Linked DNA regions of Homo sapiens: regions 1, 2, 3, 5 and 6 are each linked to region 4. Evidence: chromatin loops called from intact Hi-C (ENCODE). Cell type or tissue: endothelial cell of umbilical vein. All regions are shown on one strand.

Evidence for each region. Peaks named below come from ENCODE experiments on the same cell type or tissue, not always from the same donor. Only the 100,000 strongest peaks of a DNase experiment are listed, where the experiment ranks them.
Region 1: it touches region 4 in a loop (13-fold over the local background); 18 of 110 quality-filtered maps call a loop at or near these places.
Region 2: a loop joins it to region 4, with 6 times the contacts of the local background. A loop is called at or near these places in 30 of 110 quality-filtered maps.
Region 3: a loop joins it to region 4, with 24 times the contacts of the local background. A loop is called at or near these places in 68 of 110 quality-filtered maps.
Region 5: it touches region 4 in a loop (9-fold over the local background); 15 of 110 quality-filtered maps call a loop at or near these places.
Region 6: it touches region 4 in a loop (4-fold over the local background); 15 of 110 quality-filtered maps call a loop at or near these places.

Annotation. Positions count from the first base shown.
Region 1 is chr20:13,323,161-13,328,160 of GRCh38, reverse strand. It overlaps a transcript of TASP1 not described here and a transcript of ISM1 not described here. Among named protein-coding and RNA genes, the nearest start is that of ISM1-AS1, 86 kb to the right of the region's middle. In endothelial cell of umbilical vein, a CTCF peak has its summit at 3,037 (motif pointing left); no DNase peak of the experiment used is centred here; H3K27me3 peaks cover 567 bases.
Region 2 is chr20:13,456,110-13,461,109 of GRCh38, reverse strand. All of the region lies in intron 11 of TASP1 (taspase 1), which reads left to right. Among named protein-coding and RNA genes, the nearest start is that of TASP1, 180 kb to the left of the region's middle. In endothelial cell of umbilical vein, a CTCF peak has its summit at 2,045; no DNase peak of the experiment used is centred here.
Region 3 is chr20:13,116,824-13,121,823 of GRCh38, reverse strand. It overlaps SPTLC3 (serine palmitoyltransferase long chain base subunit 3), which reads right to left. Exons shown (of 12, transcript NM_018327.4): 8 at 4,099-4,318. It also overlaps a transcript of TASP1 not described here. Among named protein-coding and RNA genes, the nearest start is that of ISM1, 100 kb to the left of the region's middle. In endothelial cell of umbilical vein, a CTCF peak has its summit at 2,114 (motif pointing left); a DNase peak (open chromatin) is centred at 2,083.
Region 4 is chr20:13,769,029-13,774,028 of GRCh38, reverse strand. It overlaps ESF1 (ESF1 nucleolar pre-rRNA processing protein), which reads left to right. Exons shown (of 14, transcript NM_001276380.2): 5 at 1,414-1,514; 6 at 2,546-2,698; 7 at 4,008-4,122. Among named protein-coding and RNA genes, the nearest start is that of ESF1, 13 kb to the left of the region's middle. In endothelial cell of umbilical vein, a CTCF peak has its summit at 2,022 (motif pointing right); no DNase peak of the experiment used is centred here; H3K27ac peaks cover 659 bases.
Region 5 is chr20:12,923,161-12,928,160 of GRCh38, reverse strand. It overlaps LINC01722 (long intergenic non-protein coding RNA 1722), which reads left to right. Exons shown (of 12, transcript NR_109868.1): 5 at 3,253-3,429. Among named protein-coding and RNA genes, the nearest start is that of LINC01723, 25 kb to the left of the region's middle. RefSeq lists a silencer at 1,443-1,643. In endothelial cell of umbilical vein, a CTCF peak has its summit at 2,836 (motif pointing left); a DNase peak (open chromatin) is centred at 2,790.
Region 6 is chr20:13,543,783-13,548,782 of GRCh38, reverse strand. All of the region lies in intron 8 of TASP1 (taspase 1), which reads left to right. Among named protein-coding and RNA genes, the nearest start is that of TASP1, 93 kb to the left of the region's middle. In endothelial cell of umbilical vein, a CTCF peak has its summit at 2,039 (motif pointing right); a DNase peak (open chromatin) is centred at 2,082.

The sequences.
Region 1 (5,000 bases), 450 kb after region 4:
TCTGTTCATGTCCTTTGCTCACTTTTTAATGGGGTTGTTTGGTTTTTTTTCTTGTAAATTTGTTTAAGTTCCTCGTAGACTCTGAATATTAGACCTTTGTCAGGTGGATAGATTGCAAAAATTTTCTCCCATTCTGTAGGTTGTCTGTTCACTCTAATGATAGTTTCTTTTGCTGTGCAGTCGCTCTTTAGTTTAATTAGATCCTGTTTGTCAATTTTTGCTTTTGTTGAGATTGCTTTTGACATTTTCATCATGAAATCTATGCCCATGCCTATGTCCTGAATGGGATTGCCTAGATTTTCTTCTAGGATTTTTATAGTTTTGGGTTTTACATTTAAGTCTTTAATCCATTTTGAGTTAATTTTTGTATATGGCGTAGTGAAGGGGTCCAGTTTCGATTTTCTGCATATGGCTAGCCAGCACTCCCAGCACCATTTATAAATAGGGAGTCATTTCCCCATTGCTTGTTTTTGTCAAGTTTGTCAAAGGTCAGATAGTTGTAGGTGTGCGGTCTTATTTCTGAGTTCTCTGTTCTGTTCCACTGGTCTATGTGTCTGTTCTTGTACCAGTACCATGCTGTTTTGGTTACTGTGACCTTGTAGTATAGTTTGAAGTCAAATAGTGTGATGCCTCCAGCTTTGTTCTTTTTGCTTAGGATTGTCTTGGCTATTCAGGCTCTTTTTGGTCCCATATGAATTTTAGAATAGTTTTTTTTTCTAATTTGTGAAGAATGTCGATGGTAGTTTAATGGGATAGCACTGAATCTACAAATTACTTTGGGCAGTATGGCCATTTTCATGATATTGATTCTTCCTATCCTTGTGCATGAAATGTTGCTCCATTGTGTCTTCTCTGATTTTCTTGAGCAGTGGTTTGTAGTTCTCCTTGAAGAGGTTCTTCACTTCCCTTATTAGCTCTATTCCTGGGTATTTTATTCTTTTTGTAGCAATTGTCAATGGGAGTTCATTCATGATTTGGCTCTCTGGTTGCCTGTTGTTTGTTATAGGAATGCTGGTGATTTTTGCACGTTGATTTTCTATCCTGAGACTTTGCTGAAGTTGCTTATCAGCTTAAGAAGCTTTTGGGCTGAGATAATGGGGTTTTCTAGATATAGGATCATGTCATCTGCAAACAAAGATAATTTGACTTCCCCTCTTCCTATTCGCATATGCTTTATTTCTTTCTCTTCCTGATTGTCCTGGCCAGAACTTCCAATACTGTGTTAAATAGGAGCGGTGAGAGAGGGCATCCTTGTCTTGTGCCAATTTTCAAGGGAAATGCTTCCAGCTTTTGCCCATTCAGTATGATATTGGCTGTGGGTTTGCCATATATGGCTCTTATTATTTTGAGGTATGTTTCAGCAATACCTAGTTTATTGAGAGTTTTTAACATGAAGGGGTGTTGAATTTTATTGAAGGCCTCTTCTTCATCTATTGAGATAATCATGTGTAAACAACCCAATTTAAAAAATGAACAAAAGACCTGACTGGGCATACCATCAAAAAGGATTTATGAAAGGCAAAGAAACACATGAAAAATGCTCAACATCATGAAACGCTAAGGAAATCAAACTAACAACATGTTGAGATACCACTATATACCTATTAGAATGGCTAAAATAAAAAAAATTCATACCAAGTGTTGGTGAGGATGTGTAGCAACTGAGTATGTGTATGTATGGAACACTCACATATTGATGCTGGAGATGGAAATGGTACAGCCACTCTGAAAAATCGAATATATACATATACTTACTAAATTGAATATATACATATACTTAAATCGAATATATACATATACATACTACATGACCCAACGGTCCCACTCCTAAGTATTTACCCTAGAGAAATGAAATCTTAGGTGCACATAAAAATCTGTACATAAATGTTTATAGCAATTATTTTCATAATTTCCCAAAACTTACAAACAACTTAAATATCCTTTAGTAGGCGAGTGGATAAACAAGCTCTGGTGCATCCATACATGGAATGCTACTCAGCAATAAAAAAGAATAAACTGCTGACACATATGATAACTTGGATGAATCTCAAAGGCCTTATGCTGAGCGAAAGAAACCACTCACAAAAAGGTAACACACTGCATGTTTCTGGTTACATGACATTTCAAAAACTGTAGTGATGGAAAACAGATCAGTGGTTACCCGGAGTTGGGAGGGTTGGGTGGAAGATGTGACTATAAAGAGGTGGTAAGATAGGACTACCTCTTTGTAGGTACCACTTTTTTGATGGTCGACGTGTGTATTGGTGTTCTATATTCATAAGGAAACCTCCATTTTGAAATGCTGGGATTAAAGAACAATGTTTTCTTTTAAAGTGTATGTCAAATATTATACTTGAAAAATTTTCTGTTAAGAGTCAGTTCTCGGAGTAATTACTGGCATGTAAGAAAAATCAGGTTCAAATGGATGAACCTAGTTTATCAAAGGGAAGGAATGAATGGATATTACCCACATGTCACAGTTTTGATACAGGTGGAATTAATTGATTATTCTGGATCTGGCTTTCTTCTGAAAGGAATTTCGTCTTCCGAAGGGAACACAGGGTTTTTGTCTAAACCCATTATCGATTCTCTGGGGACAACTAGGTAACTGTTCCAGGAAACAAGTTGGGGAAAGGTGAATATTATAATCCCCCTATCACCTTTCCTGTAGCAGAAACTGTGGACCCTCTCATGACATCTAATCACAACTCTCTTCTGCCTGTGTGGAAATCAAAGTGACATATTTCTTCCCATTTTATTTATGGAGACAGATACCAGAAGAGCAAGCATGCAGGAGTTCGAAACAAATACATCTTAAGCACGAGGTTGGCACGTGTTGCAGATTTTCTTCCCCAATACAGATGTGCAACCTCGCATTTCAGAAGAGACCTGAGACCTCTAACTTCTTGATGGGAACAAAAGATAAGTCTCAGTTGTGATACCACATGCGTTTCTCGTGAGAAGGGAGACACTCCAGGGCCATCCCCCCACCTCACCCCATTTGTCGGGCTGTCCTGTGGGCACCCTCTGGTGGTCACTTAGGTCGAGTGGCTCTCTGTTCCTTGCATCCAGGAGCTCCCTGGTTGGAACACTACCTATAAAATAAACAGAAACATTCTGATTTGTTTCTTTGAGGCAGCAATAGAGAAATAGCTGCACTAACAGGATAAGAAGCCGAAAAGAAACAAATATTTTCTATTCAGATGGTGTTAAAATGTGGTCATCAAAGCTAGGGATCCTTGTATTTTTCTTCAGCTGCATGAGCAAGTCTCTTTGCCTTCCTGGGGTTTAATTTTCTCATCCAGAAAATAAGAAACTTAAACTAGGTTATTTCTAAGCGTGCTTCCAGCTTCAAATGTATGTAATATCTAATAATTTGTTTAGTAGGTGCTTTCTGTAGTGGTGCTAGGTGCTGTTCCTGACACCTGGCTTGACACCAACCTCAAGAAGAGATTATGCCTGGAAAATTGAAAGCGGTGTGAAGACACTTTGTAGGCATCATTTTGTTTTTCATTTTCTAGCCCTTTCTACCCATTCCAGTGCAAGCTTCCTTAATATTTGAAATAGATGAGCATGATTAAGGCATAATTAAAGCCAACTGAAACTTAGTTTCTTCCAAAAGTCTCTCATCTAATCACAATTAAGACCTGTTAGTTTTCAGTGAGAAGTAAGGATGTAAATTTAAATTCTACACCCCTGCCTAAAATGTGGACAAGATCCTCTTTTCTGCATCTTTGGGTACTGCCTATCACTTTTAAGCTGCACAAGTTCTGGAGCTAGAAGTCATATTTAAAAAACACACCTCACATTTAGTTATATCTTGCAGCTAGCAAGGCAATTGTTCCCTACAACTCTCTGTGAATTTTTAAGCTAATTGATTCCTTGCTGTCATCTTCTGTTCCCTTACCTGTGAGGTGGGGCTGTGAAAGTCAGAGACAACCCATGGGGACATGCTTTGTAAACAGCCACTTGTTGTAAACAGGTACACAAGCATTCGTGAGGGTTATGAAAGTTGATTTCACAGCTAGGTCCCAGGGATAGTACCTGAAAGTTACAGTATGTTTTTATAGGGCACCAAGCAATTACTGCAAATACTTCTCGACTTATAATAATTTCACACCACTGCAAGTTGTTGTCCTTATAGGAAGGGAGATAGATAACATTTCTTAGAGAAGCACACACCCTAAAAGCAGCTAACTAAATAGAAACTCAGAAAGACTCACAAGAAAGAATGCATTTCTTATCATTCAGGCTATTAACAATTTTTTTGGTCAGAGGAGACCAAAAATATTTTGGCCCATCTATTTATGAAAGAATAAACCAATGATTTTCTGTTGGTTAGTTTATTCTTCCATAAAGAAGCCTTCATTTCAAAATTCTGGGATTGAAGAAGAAGGCTTTTTTTCCAAGATAAATACTAAATACTCTCATTTAAGAACATTCTTTTAGTAATTAACTCTGGGAGTAGTCCATGACATGTATAAGAAAAATCAGGTCTAAAGGAATAAATGCAGGTTATCAAATGAGAATTATAGTCGTATGGTAGTTATAAAGATTAAATGAGATACTATATGTTGCCTAACAAAGTAAATGGCCAAGAAAACGTAGTTTCATATGAATAGTATCATACTGAAGCATTTATCTGTTTTTTGGTAGATACTGGATTTGGTAGGATATAAGTTACATTGGGAAAGGAATAGGGCTGAGTTCTTTCTCTTTGGTAACACACTGGGTTATGGGAACCACGGTTCAATAGTCTTTCATCCAGGAAGATGAGCTCTTTCTACCTTTGCAGTGTGATTCCAACTTTCTTGCCTTGCTCCGCCTGAGTCATTGTGTTTCCAGTAAGTGACCTCCCTTCCTTTGGACCAGTCCCTAGTCTTCTCAAGCCCCTGTCTTTTCTTCAACACATTTCTTCAATGTGTTTCTCCTGCTTTACAAGGACATACCCCAACCCTACCGACTCTCTTATTCTTTGTAGCAAGTAATATTTGGGGACT
Region 2 (5,000 bases), 310 kb after region 4:
AGTTAGCAATGTGTCTAGAGTTGGCTGAGGGATGGCAGGGAGGCCTGTGTGGCTGGAGCAGTGTGAGCAAGGGGAAGGATGGTTACGGATGAGCTGGAAGAAGTAGTAAGGGCCATGCAAGGCCTTGCAAGCCATCATAAGATGGGAGCCTTGAAGAGTTTTGAGAAGATAAATTGGCCTGAATTACATTTTATTGAAGCCATTCTGGCTTGGGTGCTGACAATAGATTTTGGGAGGCAAGAGTAGAACCTGACGGACTAGATAGGAGGCTATTAGGCTAATTCAGTTAAGAGATAGTAGTGGCTTGGACCAGGGTAATGGAGGTAGATGGGAAAGTGATTGGATTCCGGATAGTTTTTGAAGGTAAAGCTAACAGGATTTGCTAATTAATTAATATAGGGTGAAAGATAAAGAGAAGAGTCACGATGACTTGAGGATTTTGGGCCTGGGCAAAGAAGAGAAATGAGGTTTCTGTTTACTGATCTAGGAAAGCCTCCAGGAAGAATAAGTCTTGTGGGGAAAGATCAGCAGTTTCAAAAGATGCTTATAAAATGAACAAGTGGAAATGTTAATTAGGCAATTGCATATATAAGTGTCAAGTTCAGGGATAAGGCCTGAGCTAAAATAAATTTGAGAATCAATGGTGTGCAGATGATATTTTAAAGTGATACATGATATGAGATCAGGAAAATCGATGCAGATAAAAGAAGACCTTGAAGAGCTCTGGAACATTCCAAAGGTAAAGTAAAGAGATAAAGAGGAACCAGCAATGAGATTGAGGAGGAGTGGCTGGTGCTTCTGGAGAAAATCCAGGAGTTTGTGAAGTCCTGAAAGTCAAGTGAAGTAAGTGCTAGAAAGCAGCAAAGCACGATCAGCAGGTCAGACTCTTCCGATGAGCAGTAAGAGGAGGACTGGGGAACTGATCACTGACTAGCACCCTGTGGTGGTGATAGATGACCTTTCACAGTAGGTTTGGATGAAGTGGAGGGGATACAAATCCCAGTGTGAGTGGGTAAGGGAAGAGACTGAGGAGATAAATAGGAAACAGTGAGTACAGACACATCTTTGAAGGAATTTTTCCTTTCTTGAAGAAGATAATGGGGTGGTAGCTGGAGAGGAAAGTGTTTTTTTCTTGTCTATATAGAAGACAAATGTGTATGTTTTTCTATAGATGAGAAGTTAGAGCAAATAATACAGGACAATGATTCATGAAAGAGACAAATTAATGATGTGTGTGTTCGGGCAGAGGTGAAGGTCCCTGAGGAGGCAAGAAGCAGTAGACCTAGTCAACAGGTGAAGCTATTGACCTTGGAGGAGCATGAGCAATTCATCTGTAGTAACAGGAGGCAAGTCTTGAATCAAGATGTGGTGGGGGCTGATGAAAGTTCTTTCTGCTTCTGTCTCTCCCAGGGAAAGACAGCAGCAGAGTTCCCATGGAGGAGGAAATATTGGAAATTTGAGGAAAAACAAGAAAGTATAGGTCAGTACTTGCCTATGTATTGCCAGGCAGCATTAAGGGTCCAAATTGAAGATAGTGACCATGAATTTAAAGAAGGCATGGTCAGCATGGTAGTGTAATTATCTTCAGCAAAGTTTGGTTTATGGGTGCAGGCATGGAGTAAGATTTAATTATGGTTGGAATTTTGTCAGGTGAGTATGATGGGGCAAGAGCAGACCAATTTAGCTGATGGTTTCTGCAGAGAATTAATTATAATGATGGACTATGGACTTTGGCTACTTAGGGCCAAAATGAGGACTTGGGAGGGAGGTTGTTGGAGTCTGGGAACCAGAAGGTATGCACTGTGCAGTTAGGGGTGGTTAGTGAGATTCTTGCAAGTGAGGTTCACGCAAGAGGTGATGTTACTGGGAAATCACAAAGACTAGGGGACGATAAAGGGAGTGAGTGGGTAACATAAATAAAGTAAGAGGTAAAAAAATTGAGAAGTCATGGAGTTGGAAGGATAGTCTCCATGCACCATGAAGTCAACTAGGTATTATGACAGGACGGATATCAGCCAGGGGCATAAATCTTTGAGGGGTGATGGAGAGTGGCCTCTAGGGGCCAGTAGATGAACTGCTACACAAACTTGTCTCATGACATGAAATCCCAATCTGGTTTTAGTAGAAGACACTATCCTTGTTCAGGCATGACATGAATATTGTTTCCATAAACCTCATTTACATTTGCCAAAATTTTAAACCTTATATAGCCTTGTTTGTCACAATTAGAATATGAAAGAAAAATGCAGAGTGCTCTGAACCCACATGTACTAATGTTGTATGTTGGCAAGTTGACCTGCTTGTCCCCAGATCAGTTGTTTTTTCGCTGAGCTGTGGCGTTAACTAACATGAACATGCAACAACCACAGGGCTTAGGAGTCCTGGGATGGAGCCCAGCTGGATGGGTCAAGAAAGTGAATGATTCTTTTTTTTATTTATCCCAGAAATTGATAATTAAGCTTAACTATGGGCCAGGAGTGGTGGCTCATGCCTGTAATCTCAGCACTTTGGGAGGCTGAGGCAGGTGGATCATCCAAGGGTCAGGAGTTTGAGACCAGCCTGGCCAACATGGTAAAACCCCATCTCTACTAAAAATTAGCTGGGCATGGTGGGGGGCACCTGTAATCCCAGCTACTCGGGAGGCTGAGGCAGGAGAATCATTTGAACCCAGAAGGCAGAGGTTGCAGTGAGCCAAGATCGTGCCATTGCATTCCAGCCTAGGCAACAAGAGCGAAACCCCATCTAAAACAAACAAACAAACGAAAACAACAACAACAAAAACTGTGGAAATTAAAAATTTGAATTACTGGCACTCTTTTTCTTCCTTTAGGGTGTTCACCATCAAAACAATACTGTTCACTCAATTGAATGTGTAGAACTTGCTCTTGTTAACAAATGGCTCTAAAATAAGTGTGCGGTTTTGAAATATTTCGGATTGACCATTACTTCTAATGTTGACCTTTTTGTTTACACACTAGATTGAGGTTTTGTGTACCACTACTGTCTTGACTATATTTTGTACTCTCAGTTAAGGTTTTGTGTACCACCAATGACTAGGCTATATTTAGTACTCTTTTGGTGACAATGCAATAATTGAAAACTTACAAATGAAAACATCTTTCTTGAAATTTAGATTTTTAAAAAAATGAATTTCACAGTGATTCTTCACTTGATTTTTACACTGTCAGGCAATTCTGTGGGTGTAGGGTCTTTTTGTCCTTTAGTTATTAGCCCCTTCCGGGATATAGTTCCATAACAGACCCTGCTTATATGGAATCACTAAAATTAGTGTGATAATTCAGTGTTTACTCCAGCTTATTAACATAGCTCTATTAGATTGTGAATGTCTGTGTTTCTGCATATTTGGATAAACTTGTTCTTCTGTAGGTAGAGTTCCCAGAATTCTTAAGAGTGACATTGCAGCCTTATCACAGATGATTAATGACTATTTAAGAAACTGTATACTTCCTGAATCTAAAATAAAAGTTGAAAAATAAAATAAAATTAAAAAGAAAAAAAGCATTAAAAAGTTGTGAGTTTATCTATATGTGTATATACAGAAAAACATCTATAAAATATTTTTCTTCATGTAAATTTAGGTTAATTTAAATCCTTTAAGTATACTACAATAAAGTTTTGTGGTTTTATTTCTTTCTTACAAAAATTCTATAAAGTAAAAGTTGTTTTTGAGCATAAAGCATTATTTATTGATTTAGACTTCCCTAAAGCCATCCTATCGTATATATACCATCCTGCTTTTTACATTTTATTTACCTGAATGTTTGGGTTTTAAAATAATGTATATAATTTATAGGATCCCATTTTATTTTTTATTTTTTATTATACTTTAAGTTCTAGGGTACATGTGCATAACGTGCAGGTTTGATACACAGGTATACATGTGCCATGTTGGTTTGCTGAACCCATCAACTCCTCATTTACATTAGGTATTTCTCCTAATGCTATCCCTCCCCCAGTCCCCCATCCCCCAACAGGCCCCAGTGTGTGATGTTCACTGCCCTGTGTCCAAGTGATCTCATTGTTCAGTTCCCACCTATGAGTGAGAACATGCGGTGTTTGGTTTTCTGTCCTTGTGATAGTTTGCTGAGAATGATGGTTTCCAGCTTCATCCATGTCCCTGCAAAGGACATGAACTCATAGGATCCCATTTTAAAACATTTTTCCTTCTTGTATGTTGTGAACAAAAAGAAAAGTCTGGCTTGTGGGTTATTCTGACCATTTTTTTCCTAGTAGGTACTTGCTTTTGTATTTAGTTCTTTTCTCATTACAAGCTTTTTATTTTATTTTATTATTTTATTTTTCCTTAGAGTGACTTAAGTTTGGCTGTCATGTGCTTGCTCCTGTATAAATTAAGACAAAGGTGACTGACAAATCAATTTGGTCTTTCAATGCCACTGATGTCACGTGAAGGGACTGCAAAAAGTTCATGAAAAATGGAATTAAAAATATAAACTTTATTTCTCAACATAAGCTTCAGCCAGTTAAAGACACTTTTGCAAGCAGTGATACCAGCCATTTAGTCCATTCCGAAAGATCTGAGGGTCCTGAGTATATAACAGTGTCAATGCAGTCTTTTTTACATCATTAATTGAAGAATAATTGGCACCCTTTACAGGTTTTTTTCTTTAGGATAGCAAACAAAAAGAAGGAGCCAAATCAGGACTATATGGTGGAGGGCTAATGATTTTCCATCAAAACTTTCACAAAATTGCCCTTGTTTGATGAGAGGAGTGAGCAGGATGTTGTTGTGGTAGAGGACTCTCTGGTGAAGTCTTCCTAGGCATTTTTCTGCTAAAGCTTTGGCTGATGGTCTCAGAACACTCTCATAATAAGCAGATTTATCATTCTTTGGCCCTCCAGAAAGTCAGCAAGCAAAATGTCTTTAGCATCCCCAAAAAACTGTTGCCATGACCGTTGCTCTTGACTGGTATGTTTTTGCTCTGATGGGTTTACTTCCATCTCTTTGTAGCCATTGCTTT
Region 3 (5,000 bases), 650 kb after region 4:
TTTTTTGGACTGAGTTTGCTTTCTCTCAGGGTCTGAGTTTCTGGATGGAAGTTTATTTGCTTGTGTGTTTCAAAAAATGGAGCTCTTTGAGTAACTTCTGGAGAGTGTCAGGGAGAGCCTTGATTCCTGGCTACTAATTCCCCCTCTCGTTCCCCCATTGGGTGCTATGAGCCATGAGTTAAGAGGTGGCTTTGGTCTTTTGCAAGGCGAGTCTGGGTCGTGTCTTCTTCAGGGTGGGTTAGAGGTCTCCTCGTATCGAGGTTTCCACGTCCATTTGGAAGTTCAAAACCCTGATTGTTTTCTCTACACACAGGCCTGAAGTTCAAGGGCAAGGGTGGCCTTTTGGGAGGAAATCAGACAGGAGACTCTTAGAATAAACATCTTAGAGCTCACTCCCTGACCCCTGCTTACTTCAAAGGGATGTTAAATACAGCCAGGGCCTAGTGTGCAGGGCAGAGCTCACTTTTTAGAGTGACCTGGCTTTGGCTGGCATGCAGGCTTCTGGGGCTAATGCTCACCCCAAATTTGTCTGCCCTGTCCCAGTTCCCTTCTCCAGAATTCCAGCCCTGCAACCTATCAGTTACAAGGGCTACCATCGCTTCATTCATTTGCAAGTCTCTGGTCAGCCTGTGGAGGCTGTGGGAGCCAGTGTTCGGCACCAGGCATGCAGGTGGACTCAAGATCCTTGCCTGGGGAAAAGTTTGGGGTCTTCGGCATTGACCACATTTCCCAGCAACAGGATCAATACAAATGTGAAAGAATAAAAATAAGAAACCTAGTCCCATCAGCTTAGGCTTTCCTTCAAAGAAGCCATTCATGGCACGGAGCTCTGACAGGTGGAGAGAAGTAGTGATCTGGAATTTCATCAGGAAGGTCTTGAAAGGACAGACTCCTCCATGTTAGGCTGTTCACTGTGCATCTATAGCGGCTCCAAACCCAAAGTGAGCAAAACAGCAAAACTCTGCTGGCTCTGGACAGACTGTTAGCAGTTTCCTTGAGGTGGAAAGTGGGGATCACAGCCTGGCAGCAACTTCCAATTAGCAGAGGGGAATTTGTAGGACACTTTGTGAGGAAAAGGCTCTGAGATAAAAACAAAACCTCTGTTTCCTCTAGTAGTATCGTCATACTAAACCATTTTTTTCTCCTTGTTTTCAAATGTGTTTCATTACATGTCTCATCTGGTTGCTAATATATAAAACTCTGACCTTGACCCATTCCATAAAGATTTCCAGAACCTCCTAGACACTGTTACTGGGAATGCAGCCCCTCTATACCAATATTAACATCACTTAAAAAGAGAGTTAAGAGCCAGATGTTTTTATCTCTTTTTTCTAGATTTTTGGAGCTAACTGATTATTTTCAAATTTCAGGGTTTACTGAGAACCCTATGAGAACAGTGAAATTGAAATTATACACAGTTTCAGAAAAACAGCAAGTCTGAATGTGTGTACTTTAACTTTTTTTATGTTCAATTTTGTTGCTTTTGTATACATTGGTTTGGAATCCTAGCTATTTTGCAATAATCCCCGAATTTGAGATATACGGGAAGTATCTGGGAGATTATTCATCTGTCTATCAACTATCTATCTACCTATCTATCTGTCTTACAGTACAGTTATCAGAGTTTGAAAACTCTACTCTTAATTATTTAAACATACTAGTAGAAGTAGTTTTTTCAAACAAAAATCTTTAGTATTTGCCGAATCCTAATTTAAACAGACTCAAAGTAAAAATTCTTCACAAAATTATCTGAAGTTCATAGGAATAAAATATATGTTTGACTTGAAATTATACATAATGAAACTTAACATAATTAAAAAGAATTAAAGGTACAAAGGAACGGATACATAAGTTCCATCAAATCATGGGCTCATTAAGCCGAAAGGAAGCCAGTTTACCCAGGTTTATCACAGTCTGACCAAAATCATTCCACACAGGTGTGTATCTGACTGATTTTTAAGTCATCAGGGATACAGGCATTTTCTCAAATGCCCTCCTGCTCACCGCCCAGGTCTTGGAAACAGCCCCTATGTTTTCAAGGTTTTGCATCTTGCTGTTTTAGGGCAGATCTCAGCGTAGGCTAACGAATCTCTGCCAGACACGCTCTAATTCTTGCTGCCATCTAGTGGTAAATTTAGACACTGCAGTGTAACATGAAGGGAAGAGAAGACAGAGAAAGGTGGGGAGGAAAAAGGAGGGAGAGGAGAGGGAATGAACAATGCGACCCTCTGTATCCAAATATGCATAAAATGAGCATTTTAAGAGATAAGAAAATGAACAGATGTACATACTTTTTCTGCATCCCGATTAATGTAAATAATGGTAATTTTCACAATTGCTCAGTATCTATGCCAAATGAATAGAAATTGTGTGGACAAGAACGCCTACATCTTAAAAATACTCTAGCTGACATCAGAATGGAGAGCATGAGAGAGAATCATGGTGAACTGGTGTTTACTTCTGCTAGTCGCGAGCCTTTGTTTAAAGTGGGTATCAAATGAAGCTACTCTAGGGGGAAAAATGTGACATCCACCAAATTTGACAACATTTCAAGAATTGGCTTGCTTCGGTTTATTCAGGTGCCTTTGGTTCAGGAAGTAGAGTTATGCTTCGTTAAAAATTTTGTAGTTCAGAACTGCTGCTAAAGTAATCACAAAACCACAAGCTCACAGAGCAATGTAGCCAGGATCAGGGAGCTCCTAAATTTGAGACCCTCTGCTCCTACTGCTTCGACAGTCTAGGAAGGGAACATTTAACCTTTCACCAGATTTAGCTGAATTTTGTAAGATCCTGGGCTTTCCCAATGGTTTTAGCATTACCCAGCTGATTCCCACAGGCCAGTGAAGAGGGGATGAAAAACAATGCTTTGAGCCCGAAAGAAAGCAGTGCTTATTGAAGGGTAAAGGCCACTTAAAACTCTGAACATTTTAAGCATCTGTGCATTTCATGGCAGGGCCAGTGGCCAGAATTAAATCTGTTGTTTTAAATCATGAGCTTTCAATGAGAGGACTGTTTTCTGCTGCACTTCTTGGTTTGTCTAACTGGTTTACCAGAAGTCTGAACTCTTGTTCCTGTTCATCACAATAGGTAAGAAAGTGGGGATTTTTGTTGATACCACTTGCATGCACTGGTTTTGGGCCTGGTGTGGCATCCTAGGCTGAGCCAACATCACTGTCACATCTGCTCTTTGGGACAGGTGTAGGTTTGTCTGAGATAGGTGTCAGAATTTGGACAAGGCTATCCTCTCATTGTTCAGATAACTGGCTCCTTTATCTCTCAAACCCAGGTTTGAATATTGGATTTTCTTTGTCCCTTTCCTTTCCCTCCTTTTAAATTTCTCTCAAATATTTATTGTTTTTTTTTGTTTTTTTTTTCCACAAACCTCTTGGTGATATTGGCACTAGAATGACAGGGCCAACACTCACTTAACAGTCTAATCCCAGCAGATCAGAATTTTTAAGGCATATTGATAAGATATTGGAGAATGGCAGGATTTGACCTATGGTGTATGCAACATTATGGAAAGAATTTTTTTTGCAGAGAATATTTCTTAAAAGTACATTCCTGCCACCGTTTTGATTAAAACTCTTAAAACCCACAACTTGTAGCATAGGGTCAGCCTCCCTAATAACTAACATTGCCTACTGTTGCTATTATCTTCTTTGTGTTTTTTAATGCTTATAGTTTTCAGAACATCCCTTATCACTTCTGGCTTGGTATACATTATTCTCTCTGTGTGTTAAATATGGCCCCCCATTATTTGTCTACCAGATGGATATTCATTCTAAACCATGTCCTAGATACTACTTAACAGAGTTAATTATTCCTCTGCCTGGTACTTTGCATCTTATGTACACGGCCAGTGTTGCCATTTCATTATAGTGTGATCACTCATCACATGCTCCTCTTCACTATTCGAGGGAGAGCTCCTCGATATTCTGGGCCTTATCTGGCTGTGAACCCACTGTAGCCAGGCTGGAGTGATCAGCTGAGGTGTGGTGAACTGAATTGAAGCTTTCATGAAATTCAGAGAAGCCCTACACACGGCATCCCCAGGGCGCTCAGGTTTTAAACAGACACAAGCAGGCCCTCTCTTACCTTCCTTCCAGCTATGTAACCTCCTGAAGCTCCAAAACTTTTGGTGAATGTGCCCATGAGCACATCAACTTCATGAGGGTCTAGTCCAAAGAACTCCGTGACACCCCGGCCGGTTGGGCCCACGGCCCCAATACTGTGAGCTTCATCTATGTAGAGGTAAGCCTTGTATTTCTTCTTTAGAGCTATGATCTGGGGCAGATGCACGATGGAACCTTCCATGCTAGGGCAGAAGGAGAAATGCTCATAACTAACAAATACCCTCCTGGGAAGCTCTGTCAGTTTCCCCATCAATACATCCTAGACAGTCTTCCCTGACACACGCCATTCCTTTGTTCTGAAGGCATGTTTTATTTGGCTGAGACAACCCTTTCAATCTTGTAAGGCCACTTGGGCATTTCTATGCTACTTGGATAAAATAATTTACATTCAATGGATTTAAGTGCTTTTGGTTTCAGCTAATTCTCAAGCAAACAATCAGCTCACTGCATTATTGATCCAATTTATTTGTAAAGCCAACTGGTGTAACTAGACTGACCATTCTGGATTCTAGATATTCTGCTAGAATTGATTAAATTACCCTATAGTCATTCCCTTTATCAGCCTGGCATTGCCTTTTTGGCCAGGTCTGTTTGACTTAAATTTGGTGCTTGAATTGCCATAGATTAAAAGAGGGAATTAAAAAGACACAGAACTTTATTTAAGACATCATAGTGTTAATTAAAGTAAAATAGGAAGTCTTTGAGACCTCTTGTTCAATACCCACTTCAAGTCAAAGACCGAGGTGTCTCCTCTTTCTGTTCCTTTAGGGCAGAGGAACAGAAAGTTGAGTGAACATCAGAATCCTCTGAAGGATTTGTTAAAACACAGATTGCTAGACTCCTACCCCAGAGTTTCTGATTCAG
Region 4 (5,000 bases):
CCGCCTCCCGGGTTCACGCCATTCTCCTGCCTCAGCCTCCTGAGTAGCTGGGACTACAGGCGCCCACCACCACGCCCGGCTAATTTTTTGTATTTTTAGTAGAGACGGGTTTTCACTGTGTTAGCCAGGATGGTCTCGATCTCCTGACCTCATGATCCGCCCGCCTCGGCCTCCCAAAGTGCTGGGATTACAGGTGTGAGCCACCGCGCCTGGCCTAGACTAGCTAATAAACTTTTGAGAAATCATGCTAATATAAAAACTCACCCTGTCGCTTCTCGGCCTTTTGGCTAAGATCAAGTGTAAAAACTCACCCTACAAGTTACAATATCTAAACATTTCATGATGCTATGGGGGTTGACAGGTTTGGGTAAAAATGGGACAAATTGGTAGAACAGAATAGATAGAAAGAGTTCATATGATAACTTAGATCAAAATAGGCTGCTTGAATATTTGGACAAATGAACAGGTCATTGGATAGAGAACTTGGTTCAGATCTTCACCTCCTAATAGCTCCAGCGAAATTCTAGATGAAGCAAAGGAAAAAAAAATTAAAAGTCAAGCCAAAGAAACAATTTAAAAACCCTGTGTTTTAGGCAATAGTGAGAATTTCTAGACTTAGAAAAGAGGAAAAAAAAGAATCAAAAGATGTGACTACATATATATTATAAACTTACATATTAAACCTATTGTGTATATACTATTCAAGTTAGTAAGAAAAACTTGGATCATCTTGTTGATAAATTGCATATTTCAGACAGTTTAAAAAAGCATGTGTTCATTAACAAATGTATATTAAGCCTAGTAGTATCAAAACAATGTCATTAATACAATTATTTCTTGACTCTTAAAGTAGGCAAGATTTTAGAAGATACCACACCTGGTGAGAGTGAATTCTTTTTCTTATATCGAGACTATACCTAATCTGTATAAGGTTGTCGTCAGTTCTGTTCTATTTCTTTAAAAGAAAGCACTGGATAAATGGTATGACAGAGATAAGTTGGTTATTACAAAATTGATCTTCATTATATGTTTATTTTTCTGTATTTCATGTAAACTAATTCAGTCATTTTTCATGTGTGTGTTTTTATTCACATTTCCTTGAGCTTAGCATCTTGTTTTGCTTTTAATTTTTCGTTTGGATCTCGGAACCATCTTGTCCCAGGTGGTATGTGGAGGAGATACTCTTATTTTTGTTTCCAAGCCTCGTATCTTGTTAGTCTCTAGCCAAAGTGATCTATTTTTAAATAAAATTTCTCAAGATGCTCTAGCTTCCTATAGTGGATTTGGAAGTGAGTCACCCTTACTGTTTTCATTGAGTCAAGTTGTGACTTTTAGAGTTCCTGACTTCGACAGGTCTAGATATTTGTGTAAAGGAATGTACAAATTACATTGATCCTATTTTTTTCTGTTTAGATATATCCTTCAGAATTTGGAAAGGAGAGGATGAAGGAAGAGCAAGTTCAAGGACCAGTAGAGCTATTAAGTATTCCTGAAGATGCCCCAGAAAAAGACTGGTATTAAATCACTATAGAACATAAAACTAAACCTCATAAATTCATGTCATTAGTTCAGAATTCTGGTCACCTTAATAGTTAAAACTAAAGTTTATACTTGTGCCATTCGTGGTTAAAACAGGTTGCAAAACAGATTTAAAGTCTGTTAAAAGTGGTACATTATTCCAAGAAGATTTTTGTTCGTGTATATTTCTATTTCTGTATTCATGAAAGTAATTATTGCAGTTTTTGAAAAACATTTCATGATTAAACTGATTTGGAGTTCTTTTGAATTCTTTCAGCCTCGTTGCTCTGAATTAGTACGTTTTGCTTTTTTTTTTGAGACATCATTGAAGCTCTGTTTGCCTTCAAATTATATAATTTTTTCTTATTTGAGAATCAAATAGAAAAGTGAAAGAATGATAAAACTTTTTTTTTTATCATCATGGTGCAATATAGAAAATAATTTAAGATAGTTTTTAAGCCACTAGGTGGAGCTATATTTGCACTTAATAAAAATGAGGGTTAAATAGATTAGTGACAGGAGAGAGCAGATGAAGACCTTCAAAGAAAGAGTTGTATCAGTGCTTTGTGTGGAACCTTAAAAAAAAAAAAAAAAAAAAGAATGTGTTGTAGTTAAGCAAAATCAAACTTATAGACTCTTAAGCAAACATTTTGCAAGATCAGGAATGTCTTTTAGCTAATGGTTTTCTAGCATATTTTATAATAGAATTATCTTTATTGGTTTTACTTGAGAAGGCAGTGTGTAATAGCAAAGTAACTATTCTGTGAGTTAAATTATAGATAAACACACGAATTCCCACACACTCCTTTCCTAGATACCAAATTCCAATCCAAATATCTGTACCTTGTGAGAATAATAAGTTGAGCTTAAGTATTTAATGTTTATAAAGGCAAAGTCATGAAGGAAAGATGGTTTGGTATGAAGGCCAGCTTGTAATATGTTTTTCTTGAAAGAATTACATTTATTTTTTAAAGGGAAATTTTTGTGTTTCTGTATAAGTATGCTTAATAAGTTTTTCCCACTTTAGGACGTCTAGAGAAAAATTGAGAGATTATCAATTCAAACGACTGAAGTACTATTATGCAGTAGTAGACTGTGATTCTCCGGAAACAGCTAGTAAAATTTATGAGGATTGTGATGGCCTGGAATTTGAAAGTAGTTGTTCTTTCATAGATCTAAGGTAATCCAGTGTATGTATTACCAATTTAATCTTTTAGTACAACATGATTATAAGAAGTAAAATATTTGAACTGGTAGTGATCTCTGTTTTATATTCTAAAATGATTTTTTTGCTTTTCGGTTAACTCTATCCCATGGAACATCACTCCTAAGAAAGAAAACAAACAAGACAGTGCTAAAGTATTATGTATGAATCATCCCCACATCTTTGTCCTTTCAGACATATTGGCTCTGTTTTTAAGATGGTGTACCTTACACAATAATATTTCCTTGCAACTGCTTTTAGAGCTAGGAACCAGATGAAGTTAACTTTTAAAAATGCATGGAGGAAGGGGCAGAGGAATTTGAAAACAGATTGTTATCTCTAGATCCATGCTATCCAGTATAGTAGCCACTAGTCATATTTGGTTATTTTAGTTAAAATTTATAAGTCAGTTGCGTAGTCATATTTCAAATAATTGTTCCATTTTGGACAGAGCAGATATAGAACATTGCCCTTGTCACAGAAAGTTCTGTTGGACAACACTGCTCTAAATGTAAATGGCTAAATGTACAATTAGGAAATTGTAAGACTCAACCTTAAGCTTTCCCTTGTTTTCAGTGACACCTCATGTATATGATACTTTGTATTCACAATGCTTACCCATTAATAATTATATTTGATCTTCAAAATACAATATAGCCAGCTGGGCATAGTAGCTCACGCCTATAATCCCAGCACTTTGGGAGGCCTAGGCAGGAAGATCGCTTGAACCCAGGAGTTCAAGACCAGCCTGGGCAACATAGTGAGACCCTGTCTCTACAAAAAATTTTAAAAGTAAAAATTAGCCAGGCATGTTGGCGCACACCTGTAGAGGATCGCTTGAGCCCAGGCCGTTGAGACTTCAGTGAGCCATGATTATGCCATGGACCTCCAACCTGGGTGATGGAGCAAGACCCTCTCTGTAAAAACAACAACAAAATCATGTAGTCAATGACTGCACTATCAGAAGTCTGGATCTTTTTGAAACGTGAGGGACCCACATGTGCTTGCACCTGACTCATTAACTGACTCCTAATGCACGATTTCTATCTATACAGCATTCTTTTAAATTTAGTGGAATTACAGAGTTATAGCTTATGAATTTCAGAAATTTATACAAAGATGAATTCATTCAGAAATATACAAAGGTTATGTCTAACATTGTCTCTTAAACGTGTGTCTTTTAGAAAGTTTGTGTATGTATAAACTACAACTAATTAGATGAGAATCTAAACTGTGGTTATCACTGCAGCGTATTTTAAATAAATTTTTTTTCTTTACTTCTTAGGTTTATACCAGATGATATTACTTTTGATGATGAGCCTAAGGATGTAGCCTCAGAAGTGAATTTAACAGCATATAAACCAAAATATTTCACTTCTGCTGCAATGGGAACATCAACGGTATTTCTTTACTTTAAAAAATATGTAGCTGGACTCTATTGCTTTATGAAGAGATTTTGTATATTACTTATAGCATCTTTAAAAATGGAAAGTATTAATTTTTTTGTTATTATTTTTTCTTGAGACAGAGTCTCGCTCTCTCACCCAGGCTGGAGTGCAGTGGTATGATCTCAGTTCACTGTAACCTCTGCCTCACAGGTTGAAGCGATTCTCGTGCCTCAGCTGCCCAAGTAGCTGGGATTACAGGTGTGTACCACTACACCTGGCTAATTTTTGTATTTTTACTAGGGACAGTGTTTCGCTATGTTGACCAGGCTGGTCTTGAACTCCTGACCTCAAGTGAGGCCGCCTTGGCTTCCCAAAGTGCTGGGATTACAGGTTTCGTGAGCCACTGCTCCCAGCCTCAAAGTATTCAAAATTTTTAATGCATGGGTACAGAGAGAAATGAGACACAAGCGTGTCTGCCTCTACCATATCTGTGAACCTGTTTTCAGATTCTTGTTACGCATTTAAGCCTGTGTCAGTTATCTGCTGATGTTTCTTTTTTCTCTTCTGTCTTTCCTGTACACTCTTCTGTCTCTCCTATACACTCTTCTGTCTTTCCTATACACTCTAATAAATCAGTTATTAATATCCTAAGGAATAAGGGGAAGTGGATAATAAATTACCTCCCCGCACAGTTAAATGAAACTAGGGAAAATTTAAAATAAGAGTATCTCCTATACACTCTAATACATCAGTTATTAATATCCTAGGGAATAAGGGGAAGTGGATAATGAATTACCTCCCAGCACAGTTAAACAAAACTAGTGAAAATTTAAAATAGGAGTACCTTTTTCTGCAGATGATTCAAAACTGTAAAAAGAATTGATATGGAA
Region 5 (5,000 bases), 850 kb after region 4:
CAGAAGTCCCAGAAATAGGAGAAATGATGCAGTGCATTGGCCTGGGCTATTCTGGTCCAGGGTCCATGCCTTTACACACCACAGTATGTGTCCCAGTGAGAACCTGGCCCTTCCCTCTCCTTCCATGTCCAGAGCTCTCAGCCTGGTTCACAAAGCCCTTATGCTTGAATTTCTCTCCTTGAAAGTAGCAGGACAATGTTGGGGCAGTGAGTTGAAAAGGAAATTGAACTGTCCAGCCCTGGCAGAGACTCCTTCAAATTGTGACATTTCACATTGCTGCTAATTTCTCTTTTGCACAAAGTTGTGAACTAAAAGCAGGCTGAAGCCAAGGGTGGCTTGCAGGTTCGACCCATTCCGGTCAGAGGCTGCAGTTGCTGTGAATGTATCTGAGTTTCTCACTGACTTATCTACCTCTGCCAGTGGAAGCTGGACCACTTATGATTCAAGCCTTGAGTCATTAGTTTTCTTCCACACCCATGGAAATGACAGCTGGGTTGATTCCCAGTGTGTGTCAGGATGAAGCCTGGTCCCCTGTGGTGTTTAGTGTTCCTGAGGCCCTGAGCCCCCCGCAGAGGATGCATCAAGGGTGTAGTGACTGTTCGTGGGGCAGCGACATCCCAATAGACAGCATGCTTCTTTCTGCAAAAAATTGATTTCTCTGAGAAAAAGCATCGCACATCCAACCCAAAGCCAAGTCTCATTTCTTTCTCTTCCTCCTTCCCCCAGAGTTGTTGCATACCACAGCCTTGCACACATAAATACCTTTATTACACAGTTCTGTCTAATGAATGATAAATCAACTTATCTCCTATTCTACAAGGATGAACAGGAATGGTCTCACTGTTCATCTTCCTCCCAGGGTCCCTTCCTCAGGATGTCCTGCTTTCGTGTGTGTGTTTTATCCCCATAGGTCGGCTCAAGGAGAGGTTCTAGAAAGTGGGCACAGAAGTCCCTTCGGTTGGAAAACACTGGCTCCCATGACTCTGGTGGCTCAATGGCACAGTGAGAGACAGATAAGCATGGGCCTGAGCCTGCCTGTTTCCATAGGAGGCCTATAGCCCAGGCTGGTTCTGATGCTGTACATCCTGGAACAGACTGCATTTCTCTGAAGGAAACAGACCCAGAGAACAGAGGCACCATGCTCTCGGGTTCTCAGACAGTCTAAGCAGAGCAGGTCCCAGAGCCCAGAGCTACTGGACTGACCCCAGTCCTCTTGATGCCAGAGACAATATAGTCACTGCAAGAATTAAAGAAAGAGGAGAGAAACTTCAAGGGTGGCTTTACAGTCAACAGGGACAAGTTTATTTTAAATAAACCTGAGAGGGGCGGCTGGCCAAGCTAGGTCAGAGCCACACTCTCTTATGACCAAGAGTTTTTAAGAATTCAGGATAGGAGAGTTTATCAGAGGCTTGGATTGCTTCTGTGTCTCTTTGTTGTGCTTATCTGGGAAGGAGAGTTGTGTGTCTGTTCTCATATATCTTTCTGCAGCTGCAGGCATAGCCCCCTGAGTCTGCTTTTAGCTTCCCTATCTTAGTGCACCTGAAGGGAAAGGAATGTGCTTATTAAGGCCCACTGTTTTACTGGGGCCCGTTGTATGAGGGTGAACTTTGGCAGTTACCCAAGCGACTTGCCCCCTACTTTCCTCTGTGCCCGAGCTGTCTTATCTGTGTTTTACTGTCTGCTCTTTCTGGCTGCTTGTAGTTAGAAGAGAAGTGATTTCCTTGAAATGCATGAGGCTAGAAGGGGAGCTGGAGCTTAAAGTGGCGGTGTTTGTCTGAGATGACGGTGCTCCTGCTCTGTCAGTCTCAGCAGCATTTATTTCTTTTTCCTCCTCCTCTTTCTCCAGCAAAGGGCAGGTAGTTTAGTTGGTGGTTGCCTGGCCTCTCTTTAGCAAAACTCTAGCCCACTGCAAATCTCCCTGGGCAGTCGTGACTGGACGTGTGTTCACTGAGCCCCTGGGAGACAGGGCTGTGTCCTGAGTTCTGGGTCATCACGGCAGGCCCTGGAATTCAGCTCCGGGAGTACTGATCTCTGGCAAAAGCTATGTGCTTAAGGAAGGTGGACCCTCCCTAGGCCCAGGAGATGGATCTCACTAATCTAAACCAGTTATGGCATCCCTACTCCTCTTACTGCTGATGGTTTCAGGGACAGGCAGGTGACTGATTTCTGACCAGTCAGTTGTAAGTGTACATTTGCTGGTGTGTGTAGGGGGGGTGTCTGGAAAATTTTCACCTTTACAAAAATCCATGGGGAAAGAAAATCTGCCCATTTTTTGCCTTCACCAATGTGGTGAGAACATGATTCTTAGAGGTACTGCAGGCATCTCGTACCCAGGTGGGGTATCTTGTTCTCAAATGCCGATGCATTGGGGAAGACAGGTTGCAGCTGAGAAAGCAGTATTCACCCTTGAAAGTTCCCAGGGCTGCTGAGCCAACCTGAAATCGCCTTTATCCACCTTCCTGGGAGACAGGTTAACAGCATTCTCTCCTAGGGGTCACGGATCCTGGATTTTTTGTCCCTGTGTAGGAAGCGCCAACACATAGATACACTTGGCCTGAGAGAGGACAATGGCCTCCCAGGCTTGGGGACTGCAATGGGAAGGAAAGGGGGCTCTTCCTGAGACTTGGTGGAAGCTGCTATCAGCAGAGGCCCTTTGAATGCTCCAGTTACTCCATTGTTATTCATCTAGTGCCCACAATCCAAAAGATTATTCATTTGCTCAGAGCCGAAAGAGGAAATGAAATGGAAGGGAAGAAATGGGTTGGAGGCGCGGAAAAATGCACAAATGGCTAAGCTTAGGCTGACATCTTGTGGCTAAGCCCAAAAAAGGCACTTCACTAAGAAATGAACTGAGCAGCTGGGCAGCTCAGCAGGGGGGCAGCCTGCAGTCTGAAAACGGAACAGCAGCCTTTTAAATCCACTCTCACTTTTTCTTCATTCTCTTTTTTATTACATGTCAAATTTCTTCAGCAGTCTTTTTCTGTACTGTATAGCTATTAGAAAGAATATTTTAACTCTAATGACTACAGACTTAAATTTATTTCTGGCTAAAATACATTGTTATCTTGACTAATCCTGCTTCAAATTAAAACTGTTCACCCAAAATCAATTGATTATCTTTTTCTTTAAATTAGCAATGACATGCAATTGACTTGAGTAATCGTATAGTTTTCTACCTAGAAATTAATAAGCTGTGCCTCATATATTACATTTTTAATGACTAGGAAAACACCTTTTTCCCATTTTACACAGGTGGAAGCCAAGTGATGGCCAGGGTCACAGTGAGCAAATGGCAGATGGGATCTTGCATCCTAGTCCCTCAGAACCTACAGCCTGGAGGCGGAGTTAATGGTCACCACTTCCTTTGAATGCATAGGAACAAGCAGTCTGCATGTTGTCTCATTTAATCTTTAAAACCACCCTAGTGAGGTAAATTTTGTCTTTCCTGCCTTATGAATGAGGAAACAGAAATCATGGCTCTAGAGATTGGCTCCTGGGAAACTGAAGCTGGCTTATCTACTTCTAAAACCCATCCTTCTCATCTACCTCCCCTTTTAGAGATAACTCACTCTTCCCCCAACCCCTTCTTCCTTATCTTACACATACCTCTCCTACATCTGAGCTTCCAAGAAATTGTTAGCATTTGTTGCTATAGTTCTCCTTGAAATATTAGCCGATGAAGAATTATTATTGTTTTTCCCAGGGACATTTGCATAACAATAGATAAGGAGCTCTTGAACACAGAAAGCCTTTGGGGTTTAAAGGGAGCATGTCAGACTGCAAGAAATAATGGGACAAAGACATTTGGGGGCCAGGGAACAAAGATCTCCTTTAAATCACCTCACAGAGACTGTTCTGTCCTTGGCAGCCCAGGGCTTCCAGACATCAGGTCACATATCTGATGTAATTGAAGATCCAACTAAAGGCAAGCAGTTGTTTATTCAGCATCCTGGACGGATTTACCACCAGACTAATGCAAATGCCACCTGATAAGAGCTGGAAGATGGCCCTAAGCAAACAGAGGGTTCCCCCCACCCCTCCCACCACCATTATTTTGAGAAACAATATCTTTTATAATTCCAAAATACAAGGGGTCAGAGCATTTTAATTCTAATAAGCTTGAAGTTTTCATTTTGCTTAAAAAAATTTGAACAATGGCCAATTAGCTGGTGAGCAATACTTTATCTTTGGCACAGAATTGAACTCATGAAATACTTATTAAGGGCCAGGCAACCAGTCACCCTGCTAAGTACTTTTTCTAAATTACTTCATTTAATCCTGACAAAGCTGCCTATAAAGTAGCATTGGTACACTCATTTCACAGATGAGAGAATTGACTGTCAGTGGGATTGAGTGGCCCATCTGAGATTGCATAGCTGGTAAGGGCATGGTGGGATCTAAGTCGTTTCTAGATTCCAAGCTCTTGCTTTCTCTACATCCATAGTATTAATCTCTTTTCTTGTACTAAAATAAAATATTGGCGGTGAGCTTTTTACTTTCAGAATCACCCTCCTGCCTCTTTGGCACACAGGTAAGAAGGGTAGATAGAGACACAGACTCAGACACCGGAATCCTTTCTGTTATTTGTAGTTATAACCCAGGTTCCCTGCATTAAAGGAGCCCCCTTGTATGAGTCAGTTCTTGCATTGCTATACAGAAATACCCGAGACTGGGTAATTTATGAAGGAAAGAGGTTTAATTGGCTCACAGTTCCACAGACTGTACCAGAAGCACAGCAGCTTATTCTAGGAGGCCTCAGGGAGCTTTTACTCATGGTTAAAGGCAAAGTGGGAGGAAGTGTCTTACATGGAAGGAGCAGGACCAAGAGAGAGAGGGGGAGGTGCCATAAACTTTTAAACAACCAGATCTCATGAAAACTCACCCACTCTCATGAGAACAGCACTGAGGGGATAATGTCAATGTATCCATGAGAATTCTGCCCCCATGTTCCAATTGCCTCCCACCAGGCCCCACCTCCAGCATAAGGGTTTACAATTTGA
Region 6 (5,000 bases), 230 kb after region 4:
CCCATTGCATAAATAAACATGGAACATTTTAGATGAACTGGGATTATATGATTGAATTCAGTTAATGACTTCATGTCCAGCATCACTCATTTAGTTTTCCTCCAGGTAGTCTAGAACTCCCTTCTTGGAGTTGCAGCTCTTCCTCTTTGCTTCCAGGATTTGCCTCAGGGTCACTTTCATTGTTCACAGTCAAACCTTCACCAGGCAGCCAGTTCTCTCAAGTCAGGCTCCTTGCTCTTTATTTTCCCCTGCCCAGCAGAGGACCTGACACATTAGCAGCTATTTAATGAAGGTTTATTTGAATGGATGAATCTATATGTATTTTTCCATTTCCTTTTTTTTATGTCCCAACCTGTTCCAGTTGCCTGTTTTCTCCTGCCTATTACACATTTTCACTTGTTTGACCCATCACAGTCTAACTCAGCATGTTTAGAATCATGCTCCACTCACTCTCCTGGATGATTGCACTAGCTTCCTACCTATCTGCCCACAACTGCCCTGCCCTTTCAGTCATTTCTCTGCCCAGCATTCTTGAAGTTTTCTAAAAGTACAGTTTGATTTTGTCATGCTCCTGCTTGAACCCTTAACTCACTTCCAGCTGCTCTTAAGAATAAAGTATAGGCTCCCCAACAGAGTCCCCAGGACCCTATGGGAGCAGACATGGCTGTCTGTCTTTCCAATCTTTTGCCATCTCACTCCGGGTCACATTGTCAAGATTCTTCCTGTGTCAAGGTCTTCACACCTGTGATTCCAGATCCAGGGAATGTTGCCTGTCTCCTTCCTTCTTCTCTCTCTTTAAGCTATTGTGCTGCTCCAATTGTCTCTCTGTCATTATTAGTGTGGTTATTTGATGTCTTTATCTTCCAGTAGAATGAGGTTCCAGGAGGACAGCTATTGTATGTCTTATTTACCATGGTTTCTCAGCTTGACATATAATAAATGCTCAATAAACATTTAATGAATACATGCACTACTTTTTTTTTTCTTGTTTCTTTTTAGTAGACATACTACCAGTGAGCCTTTGTCTTTTCACCCTCAGTGGCTGGACTGTTGCAGTATCTTCATGCCTGGCTTCTTTGCCTCTAGTCCTGCTCTATTCCGTTTTAATTCTGTGTGCTATCAGAAGATACATTTCCCTAAAAATACCTGCATTGGTTTTGTCTCTCTCCTGGAAGAAACTTTAATAGAATCTTTACTGTCTGTGGGTTAAAACCCAAACTTTTAAGCTGAATTTTATAAACCCTCTTGAAACCTAGCTACAAGCTACTTTTCCATTATCTTCCTTCTGGAATTACCTTTTTTTCTCACCAAATATATTTCTCTTTTCAGTTTTATTTGCTGAGAGTTCTCAAATCCAAGTTTTTGTTCATATTCCTTCCCTTAATGGGATAAGCAGTAATTAATAATGGAATATTAACTACTTCTTTGCTTCCTGAAAATTCTAATTCAACTCTTCCTTTATGAGCTAGCTCCAATGCCATGCAGATCAAATTTCTTTCTTCTAGTTGGCACAGATGACAGGTACTTAATAAGTGTTAATTGAATTGAATTATCTGCTTTACACATTTGCCATTTTGAGGTTGGTGTATGTGGTTATTTTGTTTGTGTATGTCCATAGAAGCGTGAGCATTTTGTTACTTTATCCTTATCACAGTCTCTAGAAATAGTGCCTTTACTCAGTTGACATTACTAATTTAAGCATCTACAGCTGATGATTTGAATATTAATTTTGAAAGAGAAAACCCATATAATGATATTTCCTCTTAATAGTAAATTTTGCAGTCTTCCAATAGGTTTAAAATCTTTTATTTAAGGGCTTCAAACATGCATTAGTCTAAAAACTAAGCTTGTTTTAACAATAAGCTTGTATTTGGGGAAATAAAAGGGATAGGTTATCTGAAGTATTACCAAATAATATTATTATGCTCACTCAACATTATAGAGATGTAAGATAATATGTAAGTAAGGGAGGGAAATGAATGTTGAAAAATAATAGCTTGAAACAGCCCACAATCTCCACTGGCCATTCCAAAGAGGTGAGTCAGGAAGTGCCCACAAGGGGGCGTGCTCATCTAGAGAAACTTGACCAAGTGCCTTTCCTGTTAATGCAGGTAAAACTGCCTGTTTACAAATGAACTTCTAGACCATGTCTTCCCCACACCGCCAAGAAAAGGAATGGACCCTCATCACAAGAATTCCTATCTATTTTGTAGCACATGTTTATTTTGGATGTGTGATTTTCCAGGGGGGCTAGGGGACTTACAGAATGGAAATATGAATTGCCTTGTGAGCTCAGACAAGTTTATGAAGCTTGTGATTGTGCCTTTTTTTGGCTGTGCTAAGAGCATTTTTATTTTGTAAGCATTGTTGTCTTTTCTGTGAAGAAGTGTTGAGGTTTGTAAAATATCCTTTTTGGATTATTAGCCCAAGAAACAGGCAGTGCTCTATTTTCACTGCTTCATCAGTTTGTGTAGCTTGAGGAACTACCAGCTAGTCATTTGGAGAAGTGCATGGGCTTTGATTGGTGTTTTTTCCACCAGAAGTCATGGCTTCTTGCAGTCTTTAATTTTTCTTTTCCAGTCCTTTTTTTTTTAACCTTTGGCCTCAACATTATCACCAGCAAACATTTATTGAATGCTATTTATGTACAGGCTTTTAAATAGATCTTAGAGAATGAATAGAGGATATGGCACCTAGTCCCTGCCCTTTATGTATTTGATCCGAAGGAATTAAACAATAAAAAGAAATCATGCCATTTGGTATGTGTTAGAAGAACAAAATCATCAGTGAGAGCCACAGGAATTAACTGGATGGAGAAATCACTCTAAGCTCTGCTAAGTTTCACATGGCAGTCTTAATGGAATTGGAGGAATTTAAGCTGGATGTTGGATAAAGGGTCAGACTTATATGTCTGGGTAGAAAGAAAGATAAAAGTCCTGGGTTCAGAGGCCTGCAAATGGATGAGTTTGGTTGCACCGTAGGTTTTCTGCAGGACAGTGGTTTCAAACTCAGAAGCCAGGGGTGCCAGGCAGGTAGGCAGCCTAAATGTGTGAGACAGGTCTAGAGAGGTAGACAAGTAGAAGAGAGTGGGGCTGACTGGCCATGTGTGTTCCATTGTAAGATATTTTAAAAAAAAATGTGTAACACCAAACTACACTTTGCTGGTCAAACCAAACGCTGGTTTTTGCAGCTTGTAATTCCTGGTGGGGGAATGTCAGTTGATAAAGTTAAACTGTCTGCAGAATTTAGCAAAGTAAAATAGGCCATAGAGGAATTATGACCATAGCTAGAGTCCCCCTGAATATCATGCTACTTTTATTTGTATTATCGTACTTCTGACCAAATGAGGGGAATATTTTGAAATATGTATGAATGGCCCATCCTTGTGGCTATTTGAACTAAACACAGGCTTTGGGTATTTAGAGTCTCTGAAAACATCACTGAGATTAATTTGAATGACATTCGATTTTCTAGGATATGGCACTATCATAATTTAGGTTATATTTTATATCCTAGAATATACTTAACTCCTTTCCTACTCTCTCAGTTCTTTACTTTCTAATAAGATCTATTGAGGAACGAAAGGATAAAGAGTATATAGGTACTATTTCTTTCTTTTTGCTTTTCAATATGCTTATCTTTAATCGTCATGTATTTATGATTTTGAATAACAGTTTCTATTTTTGTGGGTATATTCATAATTATATGGCCATTTGGTGATATGCATAGATACGCTGTACTTAAAAAATCTCATGTTAAATAAGGTAACTTATTACTGTATTAAGTCAACATTAAATATTTTTCTACAGTCTGGAAAGGGTTGAATTTAAATCCAAGTTAAGTGGCCCATCCCAACTGTTATGGTGTTTCATTGACAGGAATAGAATCCAGATTGTCCATGTTACCTTCCAGTCCTTTATCTGTTACTCCCCACTGCTATAAGACTCAGTTTAAAGGCTGGCAGAGCTCTCGTATTTAAAAGAGAAAGTGTAATTTTATCCAGAGAAGATAAATATGTGCCCTAAAATGAAAGAAAGACCAGAGGTCCAGACCATAGCTAGGTGTTTTTGGAAAGAGCCAAATTGGACAACTAAATTGGAAAAGGTTGCCTGCATTTATAAAGGAGATTTCTTTGCTATTTATTAATAATTAGCAAGGTCTTAGCTTGTCTAGCTTTGTATTTTTAAATCTGCCCAGTAATGAATTCATATCCTATTAGTCGGTATGTTAGTAGCATGTTGTGTTGTTTCTGTCTTTGAAGTATTAATACTATGATACACATGCCTCTATGAAGTAAAACTACCAAATGATCTTGGTTCTCTTCTTCTCTCTTGAATATATTTCCCAGACAGTGGTGACTGATTACAGTGAAGGATGACCAGCTCTCCAGTGGGAAAAACAAAGTTAGAGCTAAAGTGTAGTATGGGCATTGCTTGTTCTCACTTTTAGGAAATCAAGAAACTTTGGAGTAAAATAGAACTGAATTAGTAAAAAATGAGAAAAGTGTGATCCAGTACCAAATGACCTCATAGGATGGGAGGGCAGTAAAGAATTTTTTCAAAAAGGAAACACTGAATATAGCAATATGGGACCAATATCAAGAAATACAATTTTTTTACAGATAAAGTGAGAGGCTTAATGTTCGATGGTTTTAGTCTTAGAAGTTTGTTTTGAACAATAGACTAAAGGGCACGCAAAACTTCCAGAAATAAGGATTACTCCCATATTACGAGAAATGGGTGTGGATTTTGGTTTGGTTATTATGGGGACCAGCCAAATATTTCACGGCAGTTGTTAAAGGATGTGCTTTTGGGAACAAACTCATTTAAGAGTGATGTGCAAAATGGTACATTAGGGAAGATCTAAATATGAAATAATCAGAAATGTTAGGTAATAGAAAACTGCTTTAGATAAGCTGAGTTTGGATCACATGTCCAAATTGAGCAAGATGCAGTTTCAGAAGGAACAAAGTTTGAGTTATTGATGAGATTCAATTAAAG